2 separate regions of the Homo sapiens genome follow, and region 2 is linked to region 1. A link is an interaction called in ENCODE POLR2A ChIA-PET data of the cell type or tissue named here. Cell type or tissue: HepG2. All regions are shown on one strand. Each heading gives the region's core, and the rest is flanking DNA. Links, peaks and the distances in the headings are about the cores only.

Region 1 (5,172 bases), core at 556-4,555:
ATCTTGTGTCAAAAACAAAACAAAACAAAGCACCATTATGTCATCATTTTTTATCCAAAAACATAAATTTTGAAGGCCTGGCACAGTGACTCATACCTGTACTCCCAGCACTGGGAGGCTGCAGCAGGACGATAACTTGAGCCCAGGAGTTTGAGGCTGTAGTGAGTTGTGATCGCACCACTGCACTCCAGCCTGGGTGACAGAGTGAGACACTGTCTCAAAAAAACAAACAAAAAACAAACTGATGGTCAGGCGAGGTGGCTCACACCTGTAATCCCAGCGCTCTGGGAGGCTGAGGCCGACGGATCATGAGGTCAGGAGATGGAGAACATGCTGGCCAACATGGTAAAACCTGGTCTCTACTAAAAATACAAAAAATTATCTGGTCGTGGTGGCACGCGCCTGTAGTCCCAGCTATTTGGGAGGCTGAGGCAGGAGAATTGCTTGAACCTGGGAGTCGGTTGCAGTGAGCCGAGATCGCGCCACTGCACTCCAGCCTGGCGACAGAGCAAGACTCTGTCTCAAAAACAAAAAACAAAAAACAAAAACAAAAACAAAAACCTGATTTACTTCTTTTCCCAATTCATTTCAGACCAGAAGACCATGTAGCACCAAAAAGATAGCTGCAAAGCGGAATAAAGTTGGGGAAAACAATCTGCTGGCCGGAAGAGAGTAAGATGCAGGAGGATGATTGCCGGTTCTCCGCAGCACGAGTCAGGGAGGCCATGAGATGGAAGAGCCACCCCACAATGGGAAGAACCTGGAGACAAGGTTCTCCTTGTCTATGCCCAAGAGAAGCCACCCTTCAGGAGAGAGTTTCTGAGTTTCATGAACTTGGGGAACATTCTAAACCTATTCAAAATATGCTTACTCACAGAGAGGTCTCACAAGTAGGCACGTCGTCCATAAATGAGACTCGCATGTTGAATATTTACACAGAATTCAGTTTTTGTTTAGATGACTATCAGAATAAAATATCTGTGTATGAAAAGCCTTATGAATGTCATGACTATAATGGAACCTATGGCAAAGCATTCATCGTACTCAATTTGAAGGAATTCAGACAAGGCAGAAGCAGTCTAGGTGCTCTGAAAATGGCAGCAATTTTTTTTTTTTTTTTGCGACAGAGTCTCGCGTCTTGCTCTGTCACCCAGGCTGGGTTGCAGTGGCATGATCTCGGCTCCTGCAATCTTCTCCTCCCGGGTTCAGGCGATTCTCCCACATCAGCCTCCCAAGTAGCTGGGATTACAGGCATATACCACCACGCCCGGCTAATCTTTGCATTTTTAGTAGAGATGAGTTTTCACCATGTTGGCCATGCTGGTCTCAAACTCCTGACCACAACTGATCCGCCCACTTCGGCCTCCAAATGTGCTGGGATTATAGGCATGAGCCACCACACCCAACCTAAATGGCAGCAGCTTCTAATGTAGCAATGCACTTGCTTGCTTGTCAAGACAGACTTTCCATGGGGGAGAATCCCTATGAGTGCAATAAGAGTGACAAAGTCTTCAGTTGATTAGTTATCCCTTAATTGACAGGCATCGACTCAACGTGGTGAGAAGCCACATGTACATAATCCATGTGGAAAAACCAGGCCTGGAGCGGTGGCTCACGTCTGTAATCCCAACACTTTGAAGACTGATTACAAACTGGGAGGTTGAGGTAGGAGAATCCCTTGAGCCCAGGAGTTCAAGACCAACCTGGGCAATATAGTGCAACCGCTATCTCCACAAAAAATTAGCCTGCTGTGGTGTCACGAGCCTGTAGTCCCACCTACTAGAGGAATTGAGGCCGGAGGGTCACTTTAGCCCAGGGGTTGGAGGCTGCAGTGGTGAGGGTCTCGGTGAGGGGGACATGGGGGCGGGCACCCGGTGAGGGACAGACGGGGGCGGGAGCCATGATTGCGCCACTCACTCCAGCCTGGGCAACAGAGGGAGATCCTGACCTTAAAAAAACCCTCTTCACTATTATTTTTGGTATAAAATAAAAAATTATTTAAAAATTGTATTAGGAAATAAAAATATTAGTGAAAAGGGATGTATCAGTTATCTACTGCTGTATAACAAACCACCTGGAAACAGCGCATACTCGTACATGGCGGCATAAGCGCAGAGGAAAGCGAGCAGAGGCATTTCGAGGTCCAGCCCAACCGACTCCCTCCATCATGGTCCAGCCCCCCATACGTCCTCCCGCCGGGTTCCGCCCCCACGGTCCCCAGTGAAGCCGGAGGGCGGGGTCCAATCGCGTTTGGCTGCGCGGAAACTAAGACTTCTCCCCAGAGTTGCGGAGGACGCGGCCGCCGCCCCTCCCAACTCCTCAGGCCTCCGAGGCCGGGTCCAGAGCCCTCAGTTCCTTCTGAAACCCTGGAGCGGAATCAGAAGTGCGCGTGGCCACAGCGGCGCCTCCTGCCCTTTAGCCGCCGCTGGCCCAACGGTTTCCCCAGCAGTAGCCTCTGCGACCAGGTGCGGCTTCAGGTGCGGCTTAGCCACCCGGAGGGAGGCAGACGGGGGCGGGGTCTCGGTGAGGGAGAGATGGGAGCGGGGACTGGGTGAAGGGCGAGATGGGGGTGGGGTCTCGGTGAGGGTGAGACGGGGGCGGAGCCTCGGTGAGGGGGAGATGGGGGCAAGGTCTTGGTGAGGGAGAGATGGGGGCGGGGACTCGGTGAGAGGGAGATGGGGGCGGGGTCTGGGTGAGGGAGAGACGGGGGCGGAGTCTCGGTGAGGGGGAGATGGGGCGGGGTCTCGGTGAGGGAGAGATGGGGCGGGGTCTGGGTGAGGGAGAGACGCGGGCGGCGACTCGGCGAGGGAGAGATGGGGGCGGGGACTCGGTCTTGGTTGAGACAGGGGCGGGGACTCCGTGAGCGAGAGACGGGGGCGGGGAGTCGGTGAAGGGAGAGATGGGGGTGGGGTCTCCGTGAAAGAGAGTAGTGGTGAGGGGACAGACTGGGAGGCTGACGCAGGCGGATCACGAGGGCAATCGATTAAGACCATACTGGCCAACATGGTGAAACCCCATCTCTACTAAAAATACAAAAATTAGCTGGGCATGCTGGCAGGCGCCTGTAGTCCCAGCTACTGGGGAGGCTGAGGCAGGAGAATCGCTTGAACCTGGGAGGCGGAAGTTGCAGTGAGCCGAGATCGGGCCACTCCAGCCTGGTGATAGAGCGAGACTCCGTCTCAAAAAAAAAAAAAAAAAAAAATCTCGGTGAAGGGGGAGACAGGGTGGGGTCTCAGTAGTGAGAGAACAGATGGGGCCGGGGTATTGTGAGGCTGCATCAATGATGCATATTTCCCAGTCTCACTGACTTCTTATGGTTAGGTCAGTATATGTGCGGGGGAAAAGAAAGAGAGATCAGACTGTTACTTGTGGGGAAAAGAGAGATCAGACTGTTACTGTGTCTATGTAGAAAAAGGAAGACACAAGAAACTCCATTTTGATCTGTACTTAGAAAAATTCTTCTGCTTTGAGATGCTGTTAATCTGTAACCTTAGCCCCAACCCTGTGCTTGCAAAAACATGTGCTGTGTTGACTCAAGGTTTAATGGATTTAGGGCTGTGCAGGATGTGCTTTGTTAAAAATGTGTTTGCAGGCAGTATGCTTGGTAAAAGGCATCGCCATGCTCCATTCTCGGTTACCCAGGGACACAGTGCACTGTGGAAGGCCGCAGGCACCTCTGCCCAAGAAAGCCCGGGTATTGTCCAAGGTTTCCCCCCACTGAGACAGCCTGAGATATGGCCTTGTGGGAAGGGAAAGACCTTACTGTCCCCCAGCCTGACACCCGTAAAGGGTCTGTGCTGAGGAGGATTAGTGAAAGAGGAAGGCCTCTTTGCAGTTGAGATAAGAGGAAAGCATCTGTCTCCTGCTCATCCCTGGGAATGGAATGTCTTGGTGTAAAACCCGATTGCACATTCTATTTACTGAGATAGGAGAAAACCGCCTTATGGCTGGAGGTGAGACATGCTGGCGGCAATACTGCACTGAGATGTTTGTGTAAAGTGAAACATAAATCTGGCCTACATGCACATCCAGGCACAGCACCGTTCCTTAAACTTATTTGTGACATAGCGTCCTTTGCTCACATTTTCCTGCTGACCCTCTCCCTACCATTACCCTATAGTCCTGCCACATCCCCCTTGCCCAGATAGTAGAGAAAGTGATCAATAAATACTGAGGGAACTCAGAGACCAGTGCCGGTGCAGATCCTCACTTGCTGAGCACCCGTCTCCTGGGCCCACTTTTCTTCCTCTATACTTTGTGTCTTATTTCCTTTTCTCAGTCTCTTGTCTCCACCTTGCGAGAAATACCAACAGGTGTGGAGGGGCAGGCCCCCTTCAATACGAAAAAAATCTACATGGGCCTGGACTTTTTTTCTTTAGGAAAAAAAATCACCATTATCTGGCCAGGCGCGATGGCTAGTGCCTGCAGTCCCAACACTTTGGGAGGCCGAAGCGGGCAGATCGCTTGAGCTCAGAAGTTCAAGACCAGTCTGGACAATATGGCAAAACCCGGTATCTACAAAAATAAAAATAAATAAAAATAAAAATTAGCCAAGCATAGTGGCACTGTGCCTGTAGTTCCAACTACTTGGGGGGCTGAGGTGGGAGGATCACCTGAGCTTGGGAGGTTGAGGTGGTGGTGAACAGTGATTGTGCCACTGTACTCCATCCAGGCGACAGAGTAAGACCCTGTCTGAAATTAAAAAAAAAAACAAAAACAAAACTGGCCGGACACGGTGACTCACACCTGTAATCCCAGCACTTGAGCTCAGGAGTTGGAGACCAGCCTGGTGAAATTATGTCTCATTATTATTTATACAAAATAAACTTTTAAAGAATATATATATATATATATATATTTTTTTTTTTTTTTTTTTAGTGATGAGACTCTCACTATGTTGCCCAGGCTGGAGGGCAGTGGCTATTCATAGTGGCAATCATAGCACACTGCAGCCTTGAACTCCTGGCCAACATGGCGAAACCCTGTCTCTACTAAAAATACAAAATTAGCTAGGCATGGTGATGCGGGTCTGTAATCCCAGCTACTAGGGAGGCTGAGGCAGGAGAATCGCTTGAACTTGGGAGTTGGAGGTTGCAGTGAGCTGAGATCGTGCTACTGCACTCCAGCCCAGGTGACAGAAAGCTAGACTCCATCTCAAAAAAAAAAAAAAAA
Region 2 (5,172 bases), core at 563-4,562, 620 kb after region 1:
ATACCCTGCCACCAAACTGATGGCAACTCTTAGACCTTCTCAAGAGACACAAATACCCTCATACTCACACCTCCAAAGGGACCAGGGATCTCTGGTCTAAAAAAACCCAAATCCAAGCTGAGACACACACTTAACAGTCCCCCAAGGGCTTTTACAAAGAAGAAACTTAGCACAATACATAATATATATATATATATATATATATATAATTTTTTTTTGTTTTGTTTTTGTTTTTTTTTGAGACACAGTCTCGCTGTGTCACCAAGGCTGGAGTGCAGTGGCAAAATCTCGGCTCACTGCAACCTCCGCCTCCCTGGTTCACGTGATTCTCCTGCCTCAGCCTCCCAGGTAGCTGGGAATACAGATATGCACCACCATGCCCAGCTAATTTTTTTGTACTTTTAGTAGAGACGGGATTTCACCATGTTGTCCAGGCTGGTCTCCAACTCCTGACCTCATGTGATCCCCCAGCCTCAGCCTCCCAAACTGCTGGGATTACAAGCATGAGCCAATGTATCTGACTGATACGTAAATATTTTGCAAGTAACCTGCCTGACTGCAAACCCTTGGCCTCTCTACTCCAAACTCCAAACTCCAAACCCAGGTTTCCCAGGACACACATATTAGGAATGCATGGATGTGTTCACTCAGGTAAGGAACGATGCCCGCAATGGCCAATGTGTGCAGAATAACAATGTAAGGCCAGGCGCAGTGGCTCACGCCTGTAATCCCAGCATTTTGGGAGGCCAAAATGGGAGAGGATCACTTGCGGTCAGGAGTTCGAGATCAGTCTGGCCAACATGGTGAAGCCTTGTCTCTACTAAAAATGCAAAAAATTACCTGGGTGTGGTGGTGTGTGCCTGTAATCCCAGCTACTTTGGAGGGTGAGGCAAGAGAATCCCTTGAACCTGGGAAGTGGAGGTTGCAGTGAGCTGAGATCATGCCATTGCACTTGGCCTGGGCGACAGAGTCAGGCCCTGACTTAGAAAAAGAAAAAAAAAAAAAAAAAAAAAAAAAAAAGAGGGAAATGGAGAAATTGGAGAAAAGAGAGAGACAGAATTTTAAAAATCTAGAGAAAGAAATATAAAGAGAGAGAGAGAGATGGAAAGGGAAGAAAGTAAAACCACTTAGCTAAGGAAGCTCAAAAATGAAAATGTGGAAATGGGAGAGGGTAGAAGGCTGTTGGAGAGGGAGTCTGAGGCCCTCAGATGAACCAAGTATGTAAGGAAGAAAATTAAGGAATAAATCTGTCCCGAATGTCAAAGTCAGAGTCCACCACTCGTAGGCTCCCACCCTGGAAACACACTAGGTCCTTCCGTTGTGCTGAATGGCAGAAAGACGGCTGAGCAGACCATGTGAGAGCACAAACACTATCTCCAGCAACACAGGAGTCCAGGGTCTTCACAGCCATGAGGTCCCCGCCGGGCCTCCAGGCTTAATCTCAATCTTGCCATTTTCCTTCCTGGTAACTAAAAACAATGGCCAAAGCTCCATCATGGAGCTTGGATTCCTGTGCAATTGGGTTCTGCTTGCAACAGAAGGTGGTTTGAAAACAACCTTTTAATGGCATCAGACCCACTTGTCATCACTGCATGGCTGCTGATGGGTACCTGAGACACCTTCTTTGTAGGATTTCCTTGTTCCTTGGCAGGGTTTCTAATGAAATAACAGGAGGTGGAGGGGAGGGCATGTGTGGGGGGTGTCAGTTACTACATGTTTGTTTTTTTTTTTGACCGAGTCTCACTCTTTCGCTCAGGCTGGAGTGCAGTGGTGTGATCTCGGCTCACTGCAACCTCTGCCTCCCGGGTTCGAGCAATTGTCCTGCCTCAGCTTCCCAGTAGCCGGGACTACAGGCACGCGCCACCACGCCCGGCTAACTTTTGTATTTTTAGTAGAAATGAGGTTTCACTATGTTGGTCAGGCTGATCTCGAACTCTTGGCCTCGTGATCCTCCCTCCTTGGCCTCCCAAAGTGCTGGGATTACAGACATGAGCCACTGCACCCGTCCCAGTTACTGCATCTTGAAGAAATCAGGCTTGGGGATGGGAGCAGGAAAACACATCACCCTTTTCAGTTATTACACAAAGCTGTGCACAGCAAGGCTTATTACCACTACACCTACCTCTCCCTTCATTCCTCCCTGGGTGGCCAGGGCAGGCCAGGAGGCATTGTGTTATTGGCTTAGGGGACCACCACATTCAGAGCAAATTCAAGCTACAACAGGGAGAAGCACCTGTTTTCCTAAGGACCTCAGACATCTGGATTTTAAGGAGTCACTAAATGGATTCCACAGATGAAGAGGACAGAAGAGTTAGTGAACTTTAAGATATATCAGTAGAAGTCATACAAACTGGAAAACAAACACATTAGAAAAATGAAACAGGAACTTCAGAGTCCTGTGGCGCAGCTGGAGTCCCAAAAGGAGAAAATGAGGAAGAAAACAACTTCGGAAAATTCCTGAGAATTGAAAGCAGGAACTCACACAGACACTTGCATCCAATGTCCATATTGTAGGGGCAACAAGATTTCACCTTCATCATCTTAGGATCCTTGCTGGGCCTGATAATTACACCGACATACGATTAGGTTAACAAGATTAAAGCATACACATGTATTTGTTTAATGAAAGTTTTATGTGGCATGGGGTTCCTCATAAGGAAACAAGCCAGAAAAGCAGTTAAGAGCCAAACACTTATAAACTGAATTGGACAGACAAGTAAACTGCGCTAATGGGATAAAACCAAGGGTGTGGGCTAGGGTGGTTAATCAGGTAGAGAAGTGGCTCAGAAGCCGTAGTGTAATGAGGTTGGTTTGGATAGATCTCCTTTGCCTCAACTTTGCATCCTTCATGCTAAGAATGCTGTCTTCAGGCTGGGCGCAGTGGCTCACACCTGTAATCCCAACACTTTGGGAGGCTGAGGCGGGCATATCACCTGAGGTCAGGAGTTCAAGACCAGCCTGACCAACATGGTAAAACTCCGTTTCTACTAAAAATACAAAAATTAGCCGGGCATGGTGGCAGGCTACTCGGCGAGTACCCAGCTACTTTGGAGGCTGAGGCAGGATAATTGCTTGAATCCAGGAGGCAGAGGTTGCAGTGAGCCCAGATCGCGCCACTGCACTCCAGCCTGGGCAACAGAGCAAGACTGCATCTCAAGAAAAAAGAAAAAAAAATCATCAATATCAGTATGATTCACAATAGCCAAGAGGTAGAAACAGCCCAAATGTTCATCAATAGATGAATGAATAAAACGTGACACATACATGCAACAGAATTTATTAAGCCATAAAAGGGAATGAAATTCTGATACATGCTACAACATGGATAAGCCTTGAAAACATTACTTTTAATGAAATAAGGCAGACGCACACAAAACAACGTATTTTATTATTCTACTTCTGACAAAATTCATGGACACTACCTACAAGTTACCAGGGGCTGAAGATAGAAGTGTTGAGGAGTGATTGCTTAATGGGTACATAATTTTTTGGAATGAAGAGAAAGATCTGAAAATGGATAGTGGTGGTAGCCAATATTGTCAATGTACTTAATGCCACCGAACAGTACACCTAAAAAATGATTAAAATGGGGCTGTGCGCGGTGGCTCACACATGTAATCCTAGCACTTTGGGAGGCCGAGGCAGGTGGATCATGAGGTCAAGAGATCAAGACCATCCTGGCCAACATGGTGAAACTCCATTTCTACTAAAAATACAAATATTAGCTGGGCATGGTGGTGCGCACCTATAGTCCCAGCTACTCAGGAGGCTGAGGCAGGAGAATTGCTTGAACCCAGGATGTGGAGGTTGCAGTGAGCCAAGATTGCACCACTGGACTCCAGCTTGGGCAACAGAACGAGACTCTGCCTCAAAAAACAAAAACAAACAAACAAAAAAACCCAGTGAATTTCATGTTATGTTTATTTTACCACAATTAAAAAATTATGAAGAAATAATGGCCAAATACTTCCTTGTGAAAGACAGTGACTCACGTATCTAAGAATCTGAAGGATCCCCAAGCAGAGTAAATGCACAGGAAACTGCACCAAGACACAGAGTCAAACTGTTGAAAACCCAAGATAATTATCTGAAGAGGAGCCAGTGACAAGCAACACATTACTTACATTACTTACAGGGGAATAATGTTAAGAATAACGCTAACTTTTAGTCAGCAACAATGGAGGCCAGAAGACAAAGAAATGACCCCTTTAAAGCATATCCAGACCAGGCGCGGTGGCTCACACCTGTAATCCCAGCACCTTGGGAGGCTGAGGCAGGCAGATCACCTGAGGTCAGGAGTTCAAGACCAGCCTGGCTAACGTGATGGAACCTCAACTTTACTAAAAATACAAAAATTTGCCAGGCATGGTGGTGCAAACCTATAATCCCAGCTACTCAGGTGGCTAAGGCACAAGATCGTTTGAACCTGGGAGGTGGAGGTTGTAGTGAGCTGAGATCATGCCACTGCACTCCAGCCTGGGCGACACTCTGTCTCAAAAAATAAATTAAAATAAAATAAAATAACATATTCAGCCAAAGTATCTCCAAAAACTAAGGTGAGGAGACTTCCAGGTAACTAAAAACAATGGCCAGTGAGTGGTAAGCAACCTCCCCAAATCCCCTTTCAAATGCTGTGAAGTAACTCCACACCTATGAATCTTCTACACAAAACTATACCTTCAACACTGCCTTTAAGACATAGAGAATGCCAAAATTGCAACATAACTATGAGTAAAATGAGAAAAAGCATTAAATCTTAGCACCACGGTCCCACACATGCCCACCCCAAGGCTCTGTTAGGTAAACTGCAAGAAAGAGGGATAGCTGGTGGGGGGGCCTGAGACAGAGCTGGAGCAAGACCCTCAGAATCATCTACCCTTAATTTGAAAATGCAAAAAAACAAAACAGAATCAAAACCCTGGCCAATCATAGGAGAACTGCAGGAAACAGACTTAAAACTATGTGTCATTTATAGGCCGGAGCAACTGTGTCTCACACTGCTAATAAAGACATACCTGAGACTGCCTAATTCATAAAGAGGTTTAATGGACTCATAGTTCCACATGGCTGGGGAGGCCTCACAATCATGGTGGAAGGTGAATGAGGAGTGCTGTCTGAATAGCCCACCCCTTAATTTGCATGTAATTAAAACTGGGTATAAATACTGCTAGC

What was found. ChIA-PET counts read pairs that join two places held together with the same protein. Peaks named below come from ENCODE experiments on the same cell type or tissue, not always from the same donor. Only the 100,000 strongest peaks of a DNase experiment are listed, where the experiment ranks them.
Region 2: POLR2A ChIA-PET joins it to region 1 with 8 read pairs; 2 of 35 experiments call an interaction of 5 or more read pairs at or near these places.

Annotation. Positions count from the first base shown.
Region 1 is chr19:9,783,231-9,788,402 of GRCh38, reverse strand. It overlaps LOC100505555 (a long non-coding RNA gene), which reads left to right. Exons shown (of 2, transcript NR_148545.1): 2 at 593-997. It also overlaps a transcript of ZNF846 not described here. Among named protein-coding and RNA genes, the nearest start is that of ZNF846, 17 kb to the right of the region's middle. RefSeq lists a silencer at 2,542-2,771 and enhancers at 2,595-3,426, 3,427-4,258. In HepG2, for the core only: no CTCF peak of the experiment used is centred there; DNase peaks (open chromatin) are centred at 2,202, 2,692 and 3,522; H3K4me3 peaks cover 2,565 bases.
Region 2 is chr19:9,164,302-9,169,473 of GRCh38, reverse strand. No RefSeq gene overlaps it. Among named protein-coding and RNA genes, the nearest start is that of OR7D2, 12 kb to the left of the region's middle. In HepG2, for the core only: no CTCF peak of the experiment used is centred there; no DNase peak of the experiment used is centred there.